2 separate regions of the Mus musculus genome follow, and region 2 is linked to region 1. Evidence: chromatin loops called from intact Hi-C (ENCODE). Cell type or tissue: left cerebral cortex. All regions are shown on one strand. Links, peaks and the distances in the headings refer to the core of each region. The heading gives the core; the rest is flanking DNA.

What was found. Hi-C counts contacts between places; a loop is a spot of excess contacts. Peaks named below come from ENCODE experiments on the same cell type or tissue, not always from the same donor. Only the 100,000 strongest peaks of a DNase experiment are listed, where the experiment ranks them.
Region 2: a loop joins it to region 1, with 3 times the contacts of the local background. A loop is called at or near these places in 5 of 42 quality-filtered maps.

Annotation. Positions count from the first base shown.
Region 1 is chr9:55,305,002-55,317,030 of GRCm38, forward strand. It overlaps the pseudogene Gm15625. Among named protein-coding and RNA genes, the nearest start is that of Tmem266, 16 kb to the right of the region's middle. In left cerebral cortex, for the core only: a CTCF peak has its summit at 6,767 (motif pointing left); DNase peaks (open chromatin) are centred at 3,885, 6,763, 8,810 and 9,204.
Region 2 is chr9:55,043,256-55,055,284 of GRCm38, forward strand. Chrnb4 (cholinergic receptor, nicotinic, beta polypeptide 4) reads right to left here and starts at 5,289. Exons shown (of 6, transcript NM_148944.4): 1 at 5,189-5,289; 2 at 522-670. The coding sequence starts at 5,240. In left cerebral cortex, for the core only: a CTCF peak has its summit at 3,718 (motif pointing right); DNase peaks (open chromatin) are centred at 1,955 and 2,485; H3K4me3 peaks cover 361 bases.

The sequences.
Region 1 (12,029 bases), core at 2,034-10,033:
TTGAGGTGTTAGAATTATATCACTTTTTGTTTTTTCCAACCTTTATGGTCCTAGGCTGAGGCCAAATGGAGATATGGAGGTGGGGCTCTAGGGTTTAGTCAAGAAGATAATCTGTCATCTACTAAATGTCAATCAAATATATATTTGAATATATTTATATATTAAATATATAAAATATATATTAGAAGATTAGACAATGAATCTTGTGAAAAGATCAGAAACAGATGCTTTTGGCTAGGCTCAGTCTACAGTAATCACTGGAGGAAGGCTCTGCTGAGCCTCCATTATGCCTGGATACCTACAGAAAGGCTTCAGCTGCGTGGTCACCAATGACCATTTGATGAGCAATGAGACCCTTACTGAGGGCAGCAGAGAACAAAAGCCACCAGCAGAGGTGCAGGTGGCATAGGGCCTCCCCCATTGCTCTGCCCCTCCCCTGGCCCCCCATACCAAGAGCTTGGCTAAGGCTGAGATTTAGAACAACTCCAATGTGGTGGTCAGTTGTGTGCAAGGAGTCACAGAAAGATCACAAGAACCTGATGCCCAGCATGTGGGCGTGGCTGACAAAGAGGAGGAGACTGTTGCTGGTGACAGGAATAAAGTGAGCAGGGAGGAGACCTGATCAACACCTTCAGTGTGAAGGGAAAAAAATTTATAGGAGACCCAGAAAGCCAACCACCTCGTGAAAGATTTGAAAAGCCACTTGAAGGGTGAAGGTGGTGAATTTTCAATTGATGGACATTATTGAACGGCCCATCTGAGGCCGAGGTGACGTGGGAAGGGCACAAGGAGGCTGCGGATAGAGGATGGACTGAGGCGATGGATTCGATCCTCGTGGCAAATGTGAATTGTTAGGTACAGTGGAAGTGGTAGATCTGGCCTGAAGCTGGAGGTGGTGGCTTTCACGGACTGGGGAACTGTCAGAGATTAGTGAACTGATTTGGATCAATCAAATGTAACTGAGGAAACCCAGAGGCAGACAGTGAAAGTAATGACAGCGAAGTTGAAGAGATTGAGGAAGAGGATCCACAAGAGATGCCTTCGGATAAGTGGGAAGCTATTTGAAATAAAGACTGAGCAAAAGAAGAATTAAATATCTGAAAACCAAATGAAGGTACTGATGGACAATGGAAAAGGGCATTTGTTCTGCATAAGTAAAAAAAAAAAGTGAAGAGGTTCGTGTTGCAGATTCGGCTGTGGACCTTCATTTCTGGAAGCCAGCAAATGATATAAAGTCTCAAGTGGAGATCAATTACGGAGGCCCTGGGACAGGGAAGACGAGGGCATGGGTGTGGTAGTCATCCAAACCGTGGCCAAAGGACTGATGATTCAAGTGCTTCTAGTCCTGATGTAGATGACCCAGAGGCATCCCAGCTCTGGCCCCACTGGATGCTGTGATGCAGCACTGGTTCCTTTGTGGACCCTGCTCAAAGCTTTTGCATGCTTAAAGATCCCAAATGACTAGAAATTAAAAAGAAAGACCGTCATTCACACCATTCACACCTAGAGACTGAATCTTATCTGTTTTGAAAGCAAACCTCTCTAGCTACACAGAAGTAACAAATGTTAGTTTGTACTTAGAAATGCATGGGGTAGCTGGGACGTTTCCATAATTTCCAGAGATTATGCATTCTTCACGAATACTTTTATATTGCTGCTTACAAATATGCATTTCCAAACTTGAAATTTAGGTGTTAACAGTGTGTACCAGTTAAGAAGAGGAGAGGAGGGGGAAGGGGCAGGGGGAAGGGCAGGAGGAGGGGAGAGGGAGGGGAAGGTTAGATAAGGACACTGTGGTGGTTTGAATGAGAATGGCTGCCTGCTCCCAAAAGCCCACACCACTCCCAGTTAGTGCTACCCTCCTGTCTCTCTCCCTCTTTACCCCCATCAGCCATTTCCCATCTTCCTCTCCCTCTTCTCTCACTATGTTGCATCCAACTCATAGGGATCCTCCTACCTCACCCTCCCAAATGACAGAATTACAAGTACTCACCACTAGGCCAAGTTTAGAACGCCTAAGATTCTTTAAAATCTCAAAGATACAATGTATCTTAGTCCTCAGTTCTCTAAGGATAACATATTAAAAAAAAAAAAGTTCACTTGCAGTCCATCCCCTTAAAATGGAGACCAAAGTTTCATTTGTAGCAATTAGAATTATAAAGGTCATTTCACCTTGTTCACAGATTTTAGTTATAATTACAATTATTTGCTAACCCTGAGAAATGAACAACTCAGGCAGGGGTGTGGCTTAGTAGGTCAAACTCTTGAGATCCTGGGTTTGCTCCTCAGCCCTGCATGAGTGGGAAGGAGAGTGGGGAGGGTAAAGAAAAGTGAACTGAAACCGAGCAGTATTTGGGCATAGCTTTTCCTACAAAATTATTTTAAAGTGGGCAGGAGAGATGGCACAGCTGTTAAATGAGAGGCTCACAACCAAAAAGACACACGTTTATATAAGCAGAACTTGCCTATCTTGTCAACATGGTATTTTCATGAGGTTTTACATTAAACAAATGTCAGATTATTGGCATTTTTCTCAAGGTCTGTTTTTACAAAAACAACTATTTTTCATACAGGAGTCTTTCTACTACATGTATGTATGCATACTGTGGGGGTGGGGGTGGGGAGGGTGCCCAATGAGGGTTGTGTCCCTGGAACTGGAGGCACAGATGGTTGTCAGCAGCCGTGTGAGTACTGGAAACTGAACTCTGGTCCTCTAGAAGAGCAGTCAGTGCTCATAACTGCTGAGTCACCTCTCCAGCTTCCTGACTGCTTTCCATTTGATCTCTACTGCCGTTTTTTAAAAAGAGGCAAGAAAGCCACTGTCGTTCTGTTGTTTCTCTTAGACTTCTGCGGCTGTACTCTGCCAGATCCTCAGTTGTCATTAGTTTGTAATGTCAGTCCACTAAAGCCACTTTATCACCTATCCCACATCTCTTCAAGACACACGATCATCCCCAGATCCTGCATGTTCTATAGGAATACTTAGGAGGGTGGAGATAGAAGACTGTGGAGAAATATAGTATGTCCCTTCATAAAGGGCTGAAGCAATGGATGTCAGCTGTGGGAACAGAAAGGCACCAGAGAACAGCAGTGGACAAAGGAACGGAAAGGTCTTATACTAGCAAGTATAGGCGAGATTTGTACGAGAAACCAAGAACCCTGACTGAAACATAGCAAGCAAGTGGCGAGCCCTGCTCTGTGGGGCTGGACCCAGAGAGAAGCAAAGCCCTGGTGAGCTCCCCAGGTGCAGGGCATGGCATGCATGTGCAAGGTACAGCATCACAAAATAGTTTAAAACAGGAGCCTAACCCCAAAGGACCTTGCCTCTTTATCCCAAGTGACCAAAATCAAGAAAAACAACTGGTACTATAAAATTTAATTTTTACCTAGATGGGGAGATGTTCACTCATCCATCCAGACACAACCTCCTGGGAACCACATATGTTTTGAAAGGACGCCATTCCTTCTCAAGGGGCTGATTCAGGGAATTTGCCTGCTGTGTTTCTATCTGTTCTTTAAGGGTTTTTCTTTTTCTTTTTTTAAGAGGTAATTTTTCTTTAATCTTTCTACTTCTGGTCTGGTATATACACTATCCCTACGCTTTGTGCTTGTCACCAGCACTCCCTGCACATTTCGGCAGCCTGGACGGAGAACTTCCTCTTTGCTTCCAGTCTTAGTCAGGGTTTCTACTGCTGTGCTAAACAACATGATCAAAAGAAACTTGGGGAGGAAGGGTTTATTTCGCCTTACAGCTTGTAGCTCCTCTTTCAGGAAAGTTAGGGCAGGAACCTGAAGGCAAAAACTGATGCAGAGGCCATGGAGGAACACTGCCTACTGGCTTGCTCCCTATGACTGCTTAGCCTGCTATCTTATACCATCCAGGATCACCAGCCAAGAGGTGGCACCACCTACTGTAAGCTGTGACTTTCCACATAAATCAAGAAAATATACCAGAGACTTGCCTTCAGGGCAAGCTGGTGGAAGCATTTTCTTTAAGTGAGATTCCCTCTTCCAAAATGATTCTAAGCTTATGTCATGTTGACATAAAACTAGCCACCATGCCTTCTGTCTTAGGGTCTCCATTACTCTGATGAGGCACCATGACCAAGGCAACTTTTATAAAGGACAACATTTAATTGGGGCTGGCTTACAGGTTCATAGGTTCAGTCCGTTATCATCAAGGCAGGAGTTTGGCAGCATCTAGGCAGGCATGGTGTAGGAGGAGCTGAGAGCTCTACATCTTGTTCTGAAAGCAGCTAGGGGAAGACTGGCTTCCAGGCAGCGAGGCTGAGGGTCTTAAAACCCACATTCATAGTGACACACCTACTCCAACAAGGACACACCTCCTACTGGTGCCACGCCCTGGGTCAAGCATATACAAACTATCACACCTTCCTTAGCCTCTCCTCCATCCAGTACTTGTAGATGCCAGCCGTTTGGCCCTTCGACTACTTAGGATTCTTGAGCTGCTCTCTAGGAAGCCCCCAAGGCCTTCACCTGTGACTCTGCACTGCTGTCACCCAAGCTTAAGTAAGTAGTTCCTGCCTCCTGGGAAACGCCTCACTTCCCACTTGCAGCAAAATAACCCTAGCCATAGTTATCCTTGATAGTGTCTGAAGGCAATGGACAAAGAGTAGCCTTCTATAGTCCACTCCAATTCTTCCTGGGAGACCCTTCATTTTCTGGGTGGCACAGATGACAGTTGTAGTTCATGCACATGGATCTGTGCCTACTGTAAGGACCCTTCTGCCAGCCCTCTCCTTTTCCTCCACCACAACGTCTGTCACAGCTCTCTCAAGTTGGGAGGAGCCTGAGCATGTGGCTTATGGTGTTTGTGCTTGTATAGGAAGTCCCAGTCAGACTTCCTAAATCAAGAGACCTACTAGTAACCAGGCTTTCATTTTTCTCCAAGACAGTTTGAGTCCCCTTCACTTTCAGTCATGGCTGAGTTGATAGTTTTAGTCTGTGAGCTTTCCCTTCAAGGTCAATCTAGTCTGACCCGTCAGGTTGGTTTGGATCCAGAGAGAAACTGTATCCCACCTTTGGGAATTGGAGAGAGACTATTCTAAGAGGATGCCTCAGTGGAATTGGTGCAGGGAGTCTTGGTTTCACTCTGCTGACAGGAGAGGTCTGTTGCCCTCAAAGGTAAATGCACAGCCATGGAACTCGTGTGACAAGCCCTGAGCTTTCTATTCCTTCTGACTCACCCCTGGGATGCTGTCTTAAGAACTAGTCTAAATTTGATTCTCAGACTCTGAAAAAAAAAAAAAAAAAGGAAGAAAGAAAGAAAACAATTTCTTCCACAGCAAAACTTGACCCTTAACACAGTTCCAGATCAATAATGCTGGCTGCCTTGGGGCACATTGAGCTATTACTTCATCCTGCCATTAGATTACGTTGTTTGTAATTTAGGAAAGGACTCTGAGATTTCTTATAACCAAGCTTTCGAGACTGTCACAAGACCACAGATGCAATAGGGATGTGCTATGTATTTTACTAGATTCTCCTGAACTTTGCATTTTCCTCAAACTCAGCCACAGCTGACACCCTTCATAGCTTCTTCTTTGTACATATCCAGGCTTAACTTCCAGCTTCTCTACTGCACCTTCCCCTCCCCCACATCATCCTCTTCAGCTTCTCCTCCTCTCCTTCCTCCTCCAAAGATCTCTTTCCATCCACACCCCTTTTTATCCAGACACATTCTCCCATCATGCACTTGCTCCAGAAACTCAAGGAAGAGAGAAAGCCATCCCACCCCTTCAGAGGACAGCTTTCCTCTTTTGCAAGGCAGCTAATAAGGATTGCAGTGCCAGCAGCTACACATCCCTTTCCCCATGCCCAGTCTGTCCCAAATATAATCCATATTAGGATCTTTCAGCCCTGATCCCTTCATCTGCACTAGCGAATTCAGAGGATTCATTGTGGCTTTTGATCCAACATAGCAACACATCTACATTATTCTAATTATCTGTGCACCCATGAACAATTAAAAACTACTGCTTCTCCTGCAGTAAAAATTTCTCTTTGGTACCATTCAGTTACACACCCCATCCCCCCAATCTGTCCCAAATATAAACCCAATCAGGACCTTTTAGCGATGATGCCCAGTTCCATAGGCATTCAAAGGCTCGCTGAGCTTTTGAGCTAGGCTAACAGTGCGTCTCCATCACTCCAACCACCTGCTGCATTCATGGAGAAGCTGCATCTGGTACTCAGTATGTGCCTGATGAGGTGTGTGCTCACCATCCAGTTACAGCCAGGCCAGTTTCCATAGCTATTGCTGTTATGAGCGTCCAATGGCCACATCAGCGCTGCTGCAGGAAATGACAAGGATGGGCTCACTGAGATAATATAATTAGCTATGTATTAGAGGGAATTAAAATGCCAGTATCAAACTCATTAACTACAAAAACTTGTAGAACACAACACAGAAAGCTGCCAAGAATCCTGGTCCCTTTCAACTTAAGCAAGCCGAAACCATGTGCAAGTGCACCAATGTGGACCCCAGTAGATAGGAAGGCTGAGCCATCCTGACCGTGTATGTTATAAGCCAAACTTCTCCAGAGAGGAGACAACAGCTTCAATACTCCACCGGGGACTCAGACTTGTCCCCCGCTTTATTAGACACAGCCTACATGTTCTAAAGCCTAGAAAAGACCTCAAGAACTAGAAAAGCCAAACTGGAGGAGGCAAGGTTAAACATGACACGCTATCTATACAGGGCTGCAGATTCCATGTCTAGCTCAGGAAATCCTAGAGCGCCACCTAGTGTCTAAACAGTTCGGGCTAAAGCCTTAAACCAGCCTCTGGTCAAAGGACTCTGCTGTATCTTGCAATCTGGCAGCACATTTTAGCCAGAAGTGCCTAAAGCTTCCAGAGTAGAAGCCTCCTCTTAGCCTATGTCCAATCTGCAAAGTGGGGGCCCATCAAAAGTAAATGTCCCTCTCTTCTACATGAGGTAAGTCTGACCTCCAACCAAGGCCACTATGATTAGGTTAAACCTGAAAAATGCCAAGTATACATGACTTTATTCCTAAACTACAAAGATCATAATGAAAAAGATTGATGGGGGGCTGAGACTATAAGGTTTCTGTATTTTCTATCTCCATGGAGATGAACTTTAGGTTGCCCTAAATCTTGGCCATGGGCCAAGATTACATTACTTATTGATAAGGGAGTAACTTTTTTCACCCTAGCACCTTCTATGGTTAGAATTCCAGTGCCCAATTCTCTTCACCAGAAGCTCCATCCATCCCCTTTCCACTCCTCTTGACCTGTACCATAGGCAACACCTTCTATTCATTCTCAAGTCCTACCATGCTGCTCTGTTTACTTCTGGGGTAGAGATACAATGTCTCGACTTCAGAGCCACTCAGGCGTTTTTTTTTTTTTTGGAGGTCCCCTCCCCCATCCTGTGATAGTCTGGAGCTGTCTGGGGCCAAAGATCCCTCCCTAGAGTCTACTAGAGCATCATCCAAAACACTCCTCTGTGGTCTGAGTTACTTCCATCCCTGAACACTAACAGTCACTCCCTTCTCAACTACCACTGATGGGCCCAGCAGCCTCCCCTGAACCCCCCCAGTTACTGAAGGCTAAAGCATAAAAAGCTCACAGCTTCTCATTGATAAATCCCTGGCTTCTGTGCTCATGTAACTCTTCATACAACACTCTTACCTTGGCAGTAAAGAAGTCAGATAGACCCTACAGGTTGGTCTATGACTGTGGGCCACAATGAGGCTGTAATCCTGATCTAACTCTAGTTCCCAATCCTTATACCTCATTGGGGCAGGTTCCCACCACAACCTCCTGGTTCACAGTGTTAGACCTTAAAGATGCTATGTTTAGTATTCACATTCGCCTAAACCCTCAGTTCCTCTCTGGCTTCAACGACAGGACATTTCTACCTTGCTTCACCTTTTCACAATTTAGATTAATTGTGGCACACTTATATACTGCTGGTGGGAATGGAAATTAGTCAAGCCTCTGTGAAATCAGTATGGAAATCCTTCAAAAAAAAACCTAACTAAAAATAGGACTACCATATGACCTAGACATAGCACTTCAGGTCTAAATTAGCATACTTCGGAGATACCCAAACATCTGTATTTATTACGGCACTATTCACAATCACAGAGTTCTCAGATCATCTATGGAGAGACAGTGGACAAAGAAAGGTGGTATATATGCACAACAGAGTTCTATTCATTTGCAGAATGAGATTCTAGCCAGGCAGTGGTGGTGCACGCCTTTAGTTGCAGCACTCAGGAGGCAGAGGCAGATGACTATGAGTTTGAGGTCAGCCTGGTCTGCATGGAGAGTTTCAGGACAGCCAGGAATCTCACACAGAGAAACTCTGTCTCAAAAACAAAACAAAACAAAACAAAACAAAACAAAACAAAATACCAAAGAAATCCTATCATTTGTTAACAACTGGATTGAACTGGAGATGGTCATATTCCACAGGTGAACCAGACACACACACAGATAAATATTGTATGCTTTCTCATTTGTGTCCTAGAATTCATTCATATATTCATACATCTGCCATGAAAACGGAGAAATGGATGGAGAGAGACCAGTGGAGAGAGGGCATGTGAAGGGAGAGAATGGGGAGAGGTGAGTACTAGTACTTGAATGAAACCATCTACATGAAACCCAACACTGTGTACTCAGAAAAGCCCAGCGTTTGCTCCCCCCACCGCTCTCCCCTTCCCTATCCTCTGAACACCCTCCTGTGCCCTCAAAGCTCACAGGCATCCTTGCAGAGCTTGACTGCTTTCTTCTAATTCACCAGCTCCTTTTTCTCACGCCCACCTCAGCAGCAGCAGCCAAGGCCTCCTGCTTGCCAGCCCTGTTTTATCCCTCAAACTCCAGTTAACAGTGTCCTAAAGTTACTTCTGAGTTTTCTTCTTCGTGTATGTTTTTATTAATTCAGTATGTGAGGGAGTGTACACGTGTACACATTTGTACACACATGCATGTGCGGGTCAGAGGACCACTGGCTGGAGTACTCCTTTAACCATGTGGATGTCCAGCTTGGGGGTAAAAACGTGAGGGTAAAACTGCTGACTCATCTTCCTCTGCTGGTCCTCTTGGGTTTTAAAATTCTCCTACCTATGAAACTATAGATGTGCAGAAGGGACTCGAGTCCTCTGGTGACCACCTAAAGGTAAAGCAAATGGTAGCCTGTGGGGAGACTTGACGTTGCAGCTGGGTTGGCAGCTCAATCACGTTGGCTAAGGGAGCGACGCTAGGGAAGGTAGGCTCAGTGTAGGCTATGCTAAAGAGATGGGCAGAATAACTACTCCTTTAGTGAGATTCTGTATTTTTTCCTTCCCAGAATTCTCTGCCCCCAGTGCAGGGGCTGAAGGGCCAATATAGGAATATAAGTCGTCCACTCATACTCCCACCTTGTCTTCCCCTTTCTGAGCATGTATGTTTTCCCTAACATTTCAGGCTCTCCCCGACCAATACTTTGGATATCCTTTCCCTTTCTCTGAAGCTCCGCTCCCTGCCCTGTGGCTGCTTGCTGGCCATGTGTCTGACCTCCATGCTGGCAGCTCTTCCTTCTCTTCTCCAGGCAGCTGCTTTACTGTACACCTGCCCTTTAGTTTGCCTTTTAAACGCTGATAAAATTATCCTTGTGTTTCCATGTGCATCTATTCTTAAATGCCTTTATTAATGAGACTGAGAACCCCAAAAGGGACCCGGATTATAGCAACAGAAAGACAGGGAAATGATTCTGTATATATTCAGGCTTTTGTGTCACCTTTTTCTGTTCACTGTAACGCTGTGATAGGCAAGGCAGAGAAAACTGGGCTTTTCTTCTCTACAGTCTAGCCAAAATTAAACAAATCCAACTGGTTTTACCAAGCCCTGGCTCCCAAGTGTTTTCTAGGTTTGGTGGTTTGATTTGTTTTTTTTTTTTTTTCAGTAAGCATGGGAAATCACTGAGAATACCTACCACACATATAGAAGTAATAATTTTTAAGAAACCAATCTTTATTTGGCAAAAATTCAGACATTAACTGAATTGGGGGAGAAAACCTGGGGCAGTGTTCCAGAAAAAAATTTCAGATAGAGATGCGCGTTCACAAGGACCAGTTGCATCCAACCCATCCCTGGGATGACTGTCCTTCAGGATTCCAGCTTTGGCGGGCTTCCTCTCCTTCAGATCTGAACCCATACATTCTCTAAAGTGCTCATGTTTATTAACAACTGTTTCTATGGCAGCAGAGTCCTCTTTTTAGGGCCCAGGGGTGGGAGCTATTTATAAGCCAAAGAATGATAGCATGCACCAATAGCAGCTATTAGTGATGAAATCCTTTTGGGATCTCTCATAAATAATATGGTAACAAGACAAAATATATTCAATGTGCATATTGTTTATCAAAACCACATCCGGATTCTAATTTTGTCTCCCATCTTGGTCTACTGACTACATACATAGAAGCCTAGGTAACAGTTTTATCACTCATGAATCGATAGTTTTGACCCCTGGAATCTACATTATTAGCTGCACTGAGCCATGGACCTAAATGAATCCTCTCTGTAACAGGTTTCTTACCCCGTTAGACAGAAGGCAGGCTTTGCCGTGTACAAGGTTTGCCATTCCACGAGGTCTTTTGAATAGAAAGAGTTGGCTTCCCCCATGCAACAAGCCCTTCCCATCCCAGAATGTACTGGCATAGACTCTATTTTTAAAATGCGTATGAAATAAATTAAACAATTTTTATTCTATTTAGCAACTCGCAAAAGCTACTTTCTTTCATGTAGATTGTACCATCTAAAATATATTAAAATCAGCCATTCAAAGTGTGATAGTTCCCAAGCAAACTTCAACTCATACTCTCGGCATATAAAAAGGTACGTAGCATAGGTATAACATTTAGAGCACGCGCTCTGGATCAAGAAGGCGAGAGGAAGCATCCTAGTTCTAGAAACGACTCCACCCCATAGTGGGTATAACAGTGGGTAGCAGAGCACTGTGAGCCTTCCCTCACTATACAGGAGACAGAGAAAGGGGATGGGATATTCATTCAGTCTGAGACTCCTTAATCTGAACTCCAAAATGCTGTAGAAGCTACAGGTTTGGGGGGCATCATGCCAGCACTTAAATGCTGGGTATTAGATCTTGAAACATTTCAAATTTTTAGGTTAGAGCTATTTCACCAGCAAATTTTATGCAAATATTCCAAAGTTTGAAAAACTTCAAAATCTGAAACCCTTCTGGCCCTGAGCATTCCAGATTAAAAAAATAATAATAATAAATAACCTTGTCTACTTCAAAGGAGCACAGAACACAAAGTGAATTTACACAAGTGAAGCACCTGGAGAGCAAGGCCACCGCCCAGACAAGGCTAAACTGTGAATGACTGCATTTTAAACATCATAAAAATGATGTTATAATGATTAACTTTATTCTAAAATCGTGTAACACATATTTCCCCAATTAATAACCCATCGAGAATCAGTGTCCAAGCTGGCTTCTATATAATTTATATACTCTTAAACTATTACCTCATAGCAAACTCTCTTCACTGCCAGGACTAAGTCTTGAGTTATTCAGGCTTCCATGTGTTAGGGACAGAAGCATCACAGTTCTCCCAGAGCCCACTACACCCTCAGGGCTGCCCCTCACCCAGGTCTTTCTAGAGGCCTATGTCTCTGAAGTCTAGAAACTTAGTTTATAACCAACACCCACATAGGATGTCTCTCTTAACATTATCCTTGATATAAGGATGTCATGGAATAAAATGAATCCTCTCTGTGACATGTTTCCTTCCCTGTTAGACAGAGGGCAGACTTGGTGATGTAGAAGGTTTGACATTCTACATGGGTCTTCTAAATAGAAACAGTTGGCCTCGCCCATGCAGCAAGACCCTCCCATCCCTCAATATACTGACATGAACAGTACATTGACTTCATGTGTGTATGCCCTTCTCGGGCCTAAATAGTTACCAACCTTGTTGGTATACAGAACTGATGATTCTCGTTTGTTTTTGGTTCTGTTTTGCTCATGTCTATTA
Region 2 (12,029 bases), core at 1-8,000, 260 kb before region 1:
AAAAAAAACAAAAGAAAGAAAGAAAGAAAGAAAGAAAGAAAGAAAGAAAGAAAGAAAGGGAAAGGGAAAAAGGGAAAAAGGGAAAAAGGGAAAAAGGGAAAAAGGGAAAAAGGGAAAAAGGGAAAAAGGGAAAAAGGGAAAAAGGGAAAAAGGGAAAAAGGGAAAAAGGGAAAAAGGGAAAAAGGGAAAAAGGGAAAAAAAGGGAAAAAGGGAAAAAGGGAAAAAGGGAAAAAGGGAAAGGGAAAGGGAAAGGGAAAGGGAAAGGAAAGAAAGAAGGAAGGAAGGAAGGAAGGAAGGAAGAAAGAAAGAAAGAAAGAAAGAAAGAAAGAAAGAAAGAAAGAAAGAAAGAAATAGTAGAAGAAAAGTTTAGCAGTCTGGAGTGTTACCCATCTGTCAAGGTCAGAAGTAACATGCCTGTCACTTAACTCCTAGCCCTGCACCCTGAACAGTCATCCACTTCTCTCCCCAAAGAGTCCTGCCTCTTCTCCTAAGCCCCAGGCCACATTTGCCCAGGCACCTACCACACTGATGAGCTGGGACAGTGATAGCTCCAGGCGGATGGAGATGAGCTGGGAGGAGCTGGTGGCTGGGCGGATCAGGTTGTTGTAGCGGGTTTTGTTCAGGAGATCATCCATCAGCTTCTCCTCTGCGTTGGCCAGGCGGCAGTCCCCTGGGAAATCGTATAGTCAGACGTGCTGGGCCCTTGTCTGGAGGAACCCCACTGTGGCTGTGGCAGCGAAGAGGGGGGCTGTGAGAAGCAGAGTGTAGGAGCCCTGGAGCTATGTAGGGGAGGGGGATGTGGGGGGAGAACTGAGGGGTGGGGCTATGGGGGGGGGGGGGGAGACTTGCAGTGGGTGGAGCTATGCGGAGTAGGGTGGAGGAGGGGAGGAGGGAACCTAGAGGGGTGAGGCTGTGCGGGCGTGGGGGTGCCAACAGGCTTGTCTGTGTCATTTTTTCCTCCGGGACAGACCTCTTCCTTGTGCTCTTCCTGGCAGCAAATGCTGTTCCCTGCTGCAACATCCTGTTCCAACCTTGGGCATCTGTTCTTCTCTACTCCTGCCCCAACCCCAATGTCTCCCCCCACCCCCGGCCACTGAGACCTATCTGCTCCACTTCCCAACTCCTCTAGTTTGTCCTTCCATTTCCACCCTTTAGCTAAGCGTTCCTTTACCTCTCCTGCCCTGGACTGCCCCAGACTCTTCTCTGGCGTACACACCACTTGCCTCTTACCCGTCTCACTTCCGGGTTTTGAGTATACCCTTTCTTTCACCAGGATTGTTCCCAGCCTACCAGCTGACCAACGTTTGAGTGGAGTTTGTGCCGGATGCTGTGCTGCGTGCTGAGGGTAAACAGCAAAGCCCAGGAACAACTGGCCCTGGGGAAGACACATGGGCACCTCTACCAGGGACATTTCCTGAAACGTGGGCTGTAGATAGAGCTGGGTATGTGGTAGTGTTTTCCTAGAGAAAACAAAAAGCCAAACGGGGACTGAAGAAGATGGCTGTCAGTAAACTGCCTGCCATGCAGGCAGGAGGGTCTGAACTTGGATCCTTTAAACACCCACAAAAAACCTTTGTGGCCTTGTGGGGCGGGCAGAGATAGGCATATCCCTGAATGATACTGGCTGGCCAGTCTAGCCCAAACTTGTAAGCTTAAGGTACTCCGAGAGTGCATATCTTTAAAAAAAAAAAAAAAAAAAAAAAAAAAAGAGTGCTCAAGGAAAGACACCTATATGCACCTGCTACACTATACACATGCATAACACACATGCAATAAATAAGGAAATAAGGAAACAAGGTTATTCTAGGGGAGCCTTTCTTGGATCCAGACTTTGACCTACAGAACACAAGGTCTCTTTGAGACATCAAATGGAGTAGTCCAGCTGGCAGCTGGTTTCTGGTAAGACAGAGTTCTTGGCTCTAAGCCACATTGAGGACCAGCTCCAGATCAGCATCCTGCACAGACAGACATCATCCCTCCGAGCACCCACAGCCCAAGATCTGTCCCTCCTGTGCATCCGAGATTCCTTGCCAAGTGGTATCTGGGTCTTTGTTTCATCTGTCTCTTGTGTTGGGAATGAGGTAAAGGTGAAGTTTAAGGACTGGATTGTGTACTATGATGTCATTAAGGAGACTGTGGAGAGTGGAGGATGGGACATGAAAAAGAAGGAGACAGGAAGGAAGGACAAGGGCACATGAACAGGATGCCCAGGAGCAGGAAAAGAGATGAGGATGGTCAGAAGAAACACCGCCAGGGAAGGAGAGCAGGTAGCATGCTAAAAGAGGAGAAGGCTAGAGGGATCAGGGTAGGGATGCTGGTGAGGTGCTGACTATCTTACCAAGCCCAGGAGTCTGGTCAGATCTTTCCTAAAGAGCCTTCACATCTTACCAAACACCCCCTTCTTTGGATGGAGCCAAGTACTTAGAATGTGAATCACCCTAGTCTAGCAAAGGTGAAGTAGACTTGTGGGTGGGTGCTGGGCTGGCCACATGTTCATGGTGAGCAGCCGCTACCCTGCCTTCTCCACGCGCTTTCCAACTGGCTGCCTATCTAGAACAGATGCAATATTTAGGGCCTTGAGAAAGATGCTCCAGGCACACCTGCTGCCCCATCCCCACACTGGGTTGGGGGCAGGGTGGGAGGGTTGTCCAGCATATGGGTAGACTGATTCTGAGCTTGGCTCCTCACAGCTTCAATTCCCTCTCCACAAGCCACCAGCTTAAATACCCTTGGGGCCTATCTGTAGCCAAAGGATAAATCTAGGTTCCTCTCACAATTTTTTGTTTATTAGAGCTGACCTCTCATTTCATAGAGATGAGTCTAACTTGTCAAAGGTCTACCTGGCAGTCTGTGGCAGCACTGGGATAGGCTCTGCAGCACCCAGCCTCCAGTCCTGCAATTCTAGGGGAGCTTAGATCTATCTCTGCTGCCCCGGGAGGCTAGTCTGGCTGGACTATAGGTTCTAGGCTGGGGCGGGGTGGGGGGGTTGTGCTTGAGCTCTGAGCCCACCTGGGGTACTTACTAATCTTTACCACCTTCAGCTTGTTCTCTTTAATATTTAGCTGGCTTAAGGGACTCTCCCCATCTCATGGACCAAATATGGACCCCAGAGTTCCCCTAGATCGGTGGTTCTCTACCTTTGTGTCACAACCCATTAAAGGGGTCACGTATTAGATATCCTGCATATTAGATATTTACATTACAATTCAGAATGGTAGCAAAATTACAGTTATGAAGTAGCAATGAAATAATTTTATGATTGGGGGTCACCACAACGTGAGGAACTGTATTAAAAGGTCACAGCATCAGGAAGGTTGAGAACAACTGCCCTAGACCATTTAGGCTCTAGCAAGTCAAACAAAGCCAGGTCCAGGGGTTTCTTTAAGACAGAAGCCCTCCCTGCCCCCTGTACTTGCTTATATACCCCTGCTAACTTGCCCCTGAGGGAGGTTGCTCTGCTGGGCCTATCACTTGTGTCTGTGTTTGTTAGCATGCCTGTGGATGGGGCAGAGAAGTGAAATGACCAGCAGGGCTGTTATGGCTGAAATGCACCCCCTCTTTTCACCTCCAAAGGGAACCCTAAGAGCACATAGGCAGACTTTGCCATCTACTCCTAATGCTTTCCAGAGCCTGTCAGATCCAAGAGATAAGTAACATGTCAGAGGGTCACCACCAGCTCCTGAGGGCTTTCACGGAGTCAAACTTTATACAGTTAAGCAGATAAACCACCACTAGAGGTCATCGTGATACAATGTTGAAAAAAAAAAAAAAACGAGAGCCCCATTGGCTGCTGCACAAGGTCTTGCCTTTGGAGATTTTCCTTGGCAAGAATGCTCCCTTGAGGAAAAGGAGAAAGGTTGAGAATCTGATAGGATTCTTAACCATAGTGGAATTGTGAGTGTCTCTCTGTGTGTCCAGTCTGAGAAAGCATATCCAATCTAGAAATAGAGAGCTATCTGGGGATGCAACGGTTAACAGAATCTCATTGGCAAGTGTGTATCTGAAGGGCAGGGCTTGCCAGGTGAGGGCATGTGCTTAGTGAAGGAGGGGCCTGTGAGATGCAGATATGTGCTCGCTAAAGGGTGGCTGTGAGCATCTTAGAAACTCAGAATGCTGTCTTAGAAGGAACTCACCAAATGCTATCAGTGCTTCTCCAATCACAGGTCAGAATCACCTGGCTATATAAAAGCCAATTCCCCAGCTTCCATTTCCAGAGGTTCAGATCCCCTGAGCCTAGGCTGGGGTTCAGGAGTCTGTAGAGGAAGGTGCAGACAGCCTAGTGGGACCATACTTCAGAAATACTGCCAGTGTTTGTCAGATGACAGGCAAGGCGGATTGTTGTCATGGAACAGATAAGGAGCTTGAGAGAGGGTAACAGAATAGGGGCACCCAGCAGTGATCCAAAGCCATAATGCATACTGTGCCAACACTACTTTGATTGGGAGACCTTGACTGTTCCCCACTCCTAATTCTAGTACCTTCTGGATGTGATCTTTATGGGAGGAAGATGCAGCCTTGGTTCTCTGGGTCCATTGGAGCTCAGAGGACAAGCTGGTGTGCACACAGCTTGAGGTGGTGGGGGTAGAAGCTACGAAGGACCTTGGAATTTAAGGGGGAGGGTAGCTGAGTCTGGAAGAAACCCTCACTGTGTCTGAGTGAACCTGGGGAGGAGAGCTGAGAGAGTCTCTTCAGTGTCAATGCTAAGTTTGTGAGCTGCAGACCCCAGTTCATCAACCTGCCCTCAGCTAAGCAGGGTTAGGGACCAGCTATGGCAGTGCCCACCATATATGTGATATCTGGAAGACCTGCCCCAAAGTGCAAAAATACTTCGCACATATGGAATGCTAGTGTCTTGGTGACCCCTCTCTCTCTCCAAACAGCAGGCTTGCTCCCACACATTTATACCGTAGCAAGTTCATCACTTCACTAGAGTTGAAAGAGCCTCGGAGGACCCTTTGGGGACCTCTTAGCTCTGGGACTGATCTGCACTGCCCAGCTTGAAGACACTCGTCAGTGATGGTGACCTGGCAGCATGGAATAAGGTAGCGGGGACCCCAAACCTCACAGGCCACCCACCCAAGCCAGCCTGCATCCCCATAGGGCTTGCCCCGCCCACTCCCCAGCTGGTCCGGCCACTCCTCCCACACTGCGACCCTTGTCCCTCCCACCTTCTCTAAAAAGAACTCACCAGGCTGAAGCAGAGCGAACAGAGAGACGAGGAGCAGGGGCGTACCCCTCATGGCCGGCCGGGTGGCTGCCGGTCACCCCACAATGGAACCGCGAGTGAGCGTCTGTCCCAGCTGGCAGTCTCTCTGTGCCCGGCGGCACTAGGACCCGATGGAGCCTGTGCTCCCCACCTGGGAAGCTGCTGTGGGTCCCACCCACTTAGAGGACTGAACTGGAGTTTGGGGTAGACCCAGAGCAGGGTGTGTCTGGGGGAACCTGTGGCTATGGATGATGGTCCCGAGACTTTCTCACACTCAGGAGCCGGGTAGTGCGTGGCACTCGGGAGGGTGGACTAGCTCTTGTCTCATTCGTCTTGGGGACTGGGGAAGGGGTGGAGTTACAGGGTAAGGGAGGGTCTGAGAGGGCAGGCTGCGTCCCCCTCACCCATCTTAATCTTAGCCTGGCTTACCCAAGGCAGTTTAAGTGGCTGAAAGAAGCATACATTAGCCTTTCCCACTCCTAGGTGGTCCACGCTAAGTTTCAGGATCTAAAGTTAGAGGACAAGTCAAAACAGCCCTGCACCTGGGACAACTAAGGGGCACCCAGCAGCTTCAGGGGCAAAGTGAACAGAGCTTACTTGGCCTGGAGAAGGGACGACCTCTGGACCTAAAAATAAGGCAGAAGTCCAGTCGCTTTCCCCGATGATTTCTTCTTGCTATAATCTGACATGTTGGCACGGGAGTTTAAAAACAAAAGCAAACCAACAAGCACAGAAGTCGATGAAATGCCTTGAGGATGGTTCCGAGAAGATAGGTCTGAGGACATCCTCTCCTCCTTAAACTGCGGCAATAACAGATTCACAGGGTGAACCCACAGACCTAACAGGACTGAAAATAAGTTCGTCTTCTCCCTGAACCCAAACCGGGAAAGAGATGTAGAAAGCCAAAGCCTGTGACCTGTGGGGCTTTGGAAGCTAAAGGCAAGGGTAGGTCCTTTCACATAAAGTGGAACTAGCAGACCCTTGGTAAGAGCCAGAAATCACCCCAGTCCTCGACAGGATGCTGGGGTGTGGGGTGTGAGAGTTTGCTTGCTGATAGTTGTCTGTAGTCCTGACTGTCTAAGGTATGCTCTGTTATCTCTGATGGGCCACAGGATGGGCGGTAGGTAGAGGCGGGGAGAGAGAGCATATTGAAGATTCTGGAGAAAGCAAAAGGACTAAAGGTGAGGGGAAGGAGACAAAAGAGAGTAATTGGGAGGGTGTGGTCAATGACCAAAACTTATTATATACATATGTATGACAATCTCATAACGAACATTTTTTTTTTTTGAGACAAGGTCTCACTATGTAGCCCTGGCTGTCCTGGAACTTGCTATGTAGGCTAGGCTAACCTCAAACTCACAGAGTTCCCCCTGACTCTGCTTCCTGAGTGCTGTGATTAAAGGCATGCACCACTATACCCAGCTCAAACCCATTTTAAAAAATAATTAATATATACCAATACAAAACATTTAAAAGGCACAAAATGTAAACTTTCTTAAAAAGCCCTCTAGTCAGGAAACATCCGTTATATTGTCGTAGGATTTCTTACACATGTGAGTCAGTAGCTGTTTTTTCAATTTGTTAGTAAAAAAAACCAAAAAACCTTGTAATGATTTTTTTTTAAAGACAAATTTTTTTATATGGGCCGGGTGTGGTGGCACACACCTTTAATCTCAGCACTTGGGAGGCAGAGGCAGGCAGATTTCTGAGTTTGAGGCCAGCCTGGTCTACAAAGTGAGTTCCAGGATAGCCAGGGCTACACAGAGAAACCCTGTTTTGAAAAAACAAAAACAAACAAACAAACAAACAAAAAGTTCCTTATATGGTACTTGTAGTTTTCCTATACATCTCAGATTTAAAAGAGCAAAATGTGCCTACAAACCAAGAGCTGCAAATAAATTAAGCAACCAGACAGACAATAAAATAAAAACCAGAGAATTCACTTTAGACAAAATATTTCTGCAGACAACTGAAAAGGAGTCCCATGAGGTACACGCAGACATGTGTGTGCAGTTACCTGCACATGCTACCATGCACCAACACGGAAGCCAGAGGAGGCTCTCGGGTCCTGCTCTATAAACTCTCCTGTATTCCTTGAGGCAGGGTCTCTCACTGTTCCTGGAGCTGGCTAGTGGCCAGCAAGCTCCACAGGACTGGGGTTACGAGATCATGTGACCACACCCAGATGTTTACATGGGTACTAAAGATTCAAACGCAGGTCCTCATGTTTGTGCAGCAAGTTCATACTAAGCCATCTCTTCAGACACAGATTTTTTTTTTTTAAAGAAGAGAAAAAGGGAGAGAGCTGTCCAGTTACTTTCTAGGCCAGTATGGGTCTCACTCGGCCTTCCTGACACTTTAGTCCTTTAACCCAGTTCCTCATGGTGACTCCCAACCATAAAACTATTTTCGTTGCTATTTCATAACTGTAATTTTGCTATTGATATGAATCATAATGTAAATATCTGGGTTTTTCTGATGGTCTTAGGTGAGCCCTGTGAAAGGGGCATTCGATCCCCAAAGGAACAGGGACTCACAAGTTGAGAACAACAGTTTTAGGGGGTAGCATAATCTTGGCATTGAGCTGGAACAAGGACATATTAGAAAAGTGCATCATAGACCAGTCTGCCTGATGGGTCTCTAACCCAGGGGACTGTGTGACCTCCTGAGTCTGATAACTGATCTCCTGTGATCTTGAAGAAATGATTTCCTTCTCTTTGCCCTTCCTTCCTTCATATTTAAAAAGAGGAACTAGTCTCCCCAGGAGGCCTTCTAAGGAAGAGAGGAAATAAGTCATGGAAAGTACCTTAATGCGACCTAATAGGGCCGGAACACATAAAACTTAATAAATGTTAGCTGTTATTGTCTATTATGAACACGGATTCTAAAATTCTAAATAAAATAAAACCAAGTGAAGCACAGCAGTGCACACAGGGAAAATGGTGTATCATTGAAATGTGGGCTCTCGCCCAAGAACACAAGGACCGATCCAGTCAGGTAACTCATTAATGTAATATGCAACCTTAACAAATTAAATATGCATCTGATACAACCCTTAGCACACCACTCCCTTAACCCAATAAACCTGCAGCATGGTAAAAGGAAAAACTGTGTGAGCAATCTCCATCCCAGTCAGCCTCAGACAGGCTACTTCCATCCATCACTGGATTTATTTAGGCCTTGTGTAGGAAATATGTAGAGATAAAACTAAATGAAATTGCCATTTTTTTTTTAGGTCACAAGCTTCCCCAAATCAGCAATTTATATGATCCAACCTATAATAGAAGCGGATAAAGGTAATAAATTTTAAGAATCGAAGAGGAAAAACTACCCGTGTTTGCAGACAATACGATTGCACTGTAGAAGATCCAAGAGAGAAATTATCAAATAGATGAATTAGTAGGACTAGTGAGAGAGTTAGCAAGGTTGCTGTATTGAAGATCAAATTAAAAACAATTTGTATCCCACAGGGGCTAGAGAGATAGCTTAGTAGTCAAGAGCACTTGCTGCTTTTGCAAAGCTCAGAGTTCAATTCTCAGCATCCACACCAGGCAGCTCACCACTGCCTGTAACTCCAGCTCCAGGGGACCCAACAACCAAGTCCCAGATCACACATATGTGTATATCCACACATCCAGAAACAAATAAATAATAAAGTAAATCTTTAAAAGGAGATTAGTGTTCCTGTACACTTCTAATAACATTCAAACACACAGTCGAGGGCTGAGATCACAGCTCTGCTAGTAGAGCCCTTGCTAACATGCATAAGGTGCTGGGCTAGATCCCCAGCAATGCATAAACTTGGCTTGATGGTGCACATCTGTAATGCTAGCACTGGGGTGAGGAAGGCAAAGGTCATCCTTGTGTACATGGTAAGTTTGAAGGCAGCTTAGGATACATGAGGCTCTGACTCCAAAGCAAAACAAAAAAGACTAGAAAATGTGCCAGAAAACAAACAGATCCTATTTATAATAGCAAAACCTGAGAATACATTTAGAAAAAAATAGGCTACTCCTTTTATGAACAATATCGCCATGGTCTGAACATGCTCCCCAAATTCACAAACTAAAGCGTAATCACCAGTGTGGAAATTAATATATTCAGAGACTGACCAATGGAAATGTCTACCATATACATTCTGAATAAAAAGATTCCATATTACAATTGATCACTTCTCACCAAATTAATCATTGTATTTCTGCGTGAATCGCCATAGGACTTTTCATGGCACATGGCAGACTAATTATAAAATCCATGAGAAATAAAAGTGGGTTGAGGCACAAACAAAAGTACACAAACACCAGGTTAGGCAAGGACATTGTGTATTCCAGGCTAGGCCTTTGCTAAGGTTAGGGTGCCAGCCTGGTTGGCTCTTGGTGAGGGGCCCCTCCTGGCTCAGGAGGATTACTTGGATCATCACGTGATGGAAAGCAGGATAAAGAACAAACAGACTCTTCTCCATTCCTTCTCATGAGGGCTCTAACCCCACCACAAGGGCTCCACTCTCTAACCCAGCCACCAATAGAGGTTTTCTTTATACTGGCACTATGGGGCTGGGGACTTAACATGTGAACTTTGTCCTTACAAAATAGTAAGCAACATTTATTTATTTACTTACTTACTTAGTTATCTATCTATCTATCTATCTATCTATCTATCTATCTATCAACTTATAGAAAGGGCCTCATGTCTCTGAGGCTGACCTGGAACACATATGTAACTAAAAATGAGGAATTTCTGATCCTCTCGCCTCTACATCTCAAGCGCTGGATTACAGGTAGCTCCACTATGCCCACTTTGTGCCATGCTAATGAAAGTACTCAGGTGTGGTGGTTTGAATAGATATGGTCCCATAGACTCATGTATATAAATGTTTGGCTATAGAGAGTGGCACTATTAGGAGGTATACCCTTGTTGGAATAGGTGTGGCCTTGTTGGACAGGGTGTGGCCTTGCTGGAGGAAGTGTGTCACCATGGAGGCGGGCTTTAAGGTCTCCTATACTCAAGAAGCTCCACCCAGTGTGGCACACTGTTCTCTTCTTTTGCCTGTGGATCAAGATGCAGAAGTCTCAGTCCCTTCTCTAGTGCCATGTCTGCCTGGATGCCACCATGTTTCCCACCATGATGACAATGGACTAAACCTCTAAAACTGTAAACTAGCTCCAATGAAATATTTTCCTTTATAAGAGTTGTCTTGGTTATAGTGTCTCTTTACAGCAATAAAACCCTAAGACACCGGAGCTACAGGCAAGTTAGGTAAGCATTCTACCAACCAAGCTAGTCCCTAGCCTCAGAAAGAAATGTCTTCAACAAAATACCAAAAAGACACATTCAAGAGAAAAATGATGTGAGATTCCTCTTGTTTTAAACCTTGGCATCATTCACTATTTAAACTTCTGCTCAATCAAAACTCCCACAAAGCTTAGAGAGAAACCACAGAATAGGAAAAGAAGTTGGTAATAAATACACCCAGCAAAGGGGTGTGTGTCCAGAGTGTTTCAGAGATTGCTATAGACATTAATATTCTAATCAGTCAAACAACCAAGAAGGTAAGACTCGGAACGTGAAGGCAACATGCAGATTCATGTGACGAAGCACTGACAGCTGCCCATGAGTGGTCCTTGACAGGAAGGAGGGAACTAGAAGCTAAGGCAGGGAAATGAAGTTTCTTTCTATTTGGAAAGCCACATTGCCAAACGTGCTGATGAGTTTTCAGAGCTGCGGACAGGTTCAGGAACTATTGCTGGTTTGTAGAAAATGTGACACTGGAGTTGAAGATGCTCATGCCCAGTGTTCACCCTTTCTACTCATTGTCATGTCTGCATATCAGTGACCAACTGGAAGTGACATCAGTGGCCATTATCAGGCCCTGTAATATCCACACAGTGGAGAGAGGTGGATATAACTTCCTTGAGGAGGAGCTTGCAACCCTCCACCCATCTACCCAGCCTGCTCAACAGCCTGTTTCTGTGCATCCCAGAGCTGTGAAGGATGCTGTCTCTCCTTTTTAGCTGGACAAACAAAACAGCAACAACAAAGACTATATAACAGAGGCCATCATGGTCTGCCAAACCTCAGGTATTTACGTGCTGGCTTTCCACACAAGGGTTTGCTGACCCTTAATTTCGAGTCACAGGTAAAACACAAGTCAGTCTTTCTAAAACACAGGACAGAGACAGCTCAGTTGGAAAAGTCCTTGCCACACAGCAGGGGGACCAAGTTAGATTCTCATGTAAAAAGCCAAGCATGGCAAGGTGTCTTTTTTCTTCTGGTCCGTGAGTACCAAGCGCCAGGCCTGGTGTTCGGCATCAGCTGGGGCTGCAGATGGTGACAGTGACCGTGGTGGTGATGTTCGAGCAGATGAAAGCAAACATGGGCAAGTTGTTCAATCCTGCGAACTTGGCTACCCTGAAGCAATATGTGGAGAGGCAAGCTAAGGAGACCGCCTATGATCTGGAGGCTAACCTGGCCATCCTGAAACTGTGCCAATTCAATCCAGCCTTCTTCCAGACCACAGTCACTGCCCAGACCAACATGCCCCATACTGACTTCATTCTATGCAAATGTATGATTGGCCAGGCTCATCAAGAAAAGCTGCCCATCCGACAGATCTCAGGGACTTGATAGAGACAAGTGCTCTGGCAAACCATGGATGAGAACATGGACCCGTGAACACATTTTTTTAAAAACCAGGAAAAAAAAACCCTAAAAGATGTACCAATCTCAGACAGTGTTATATACATATACGTGGACACGCACATATAAGCTGACATGTTAAAACATCCTTAAAGATACCCATTTAAGTAGCAGGATGAAACAATTG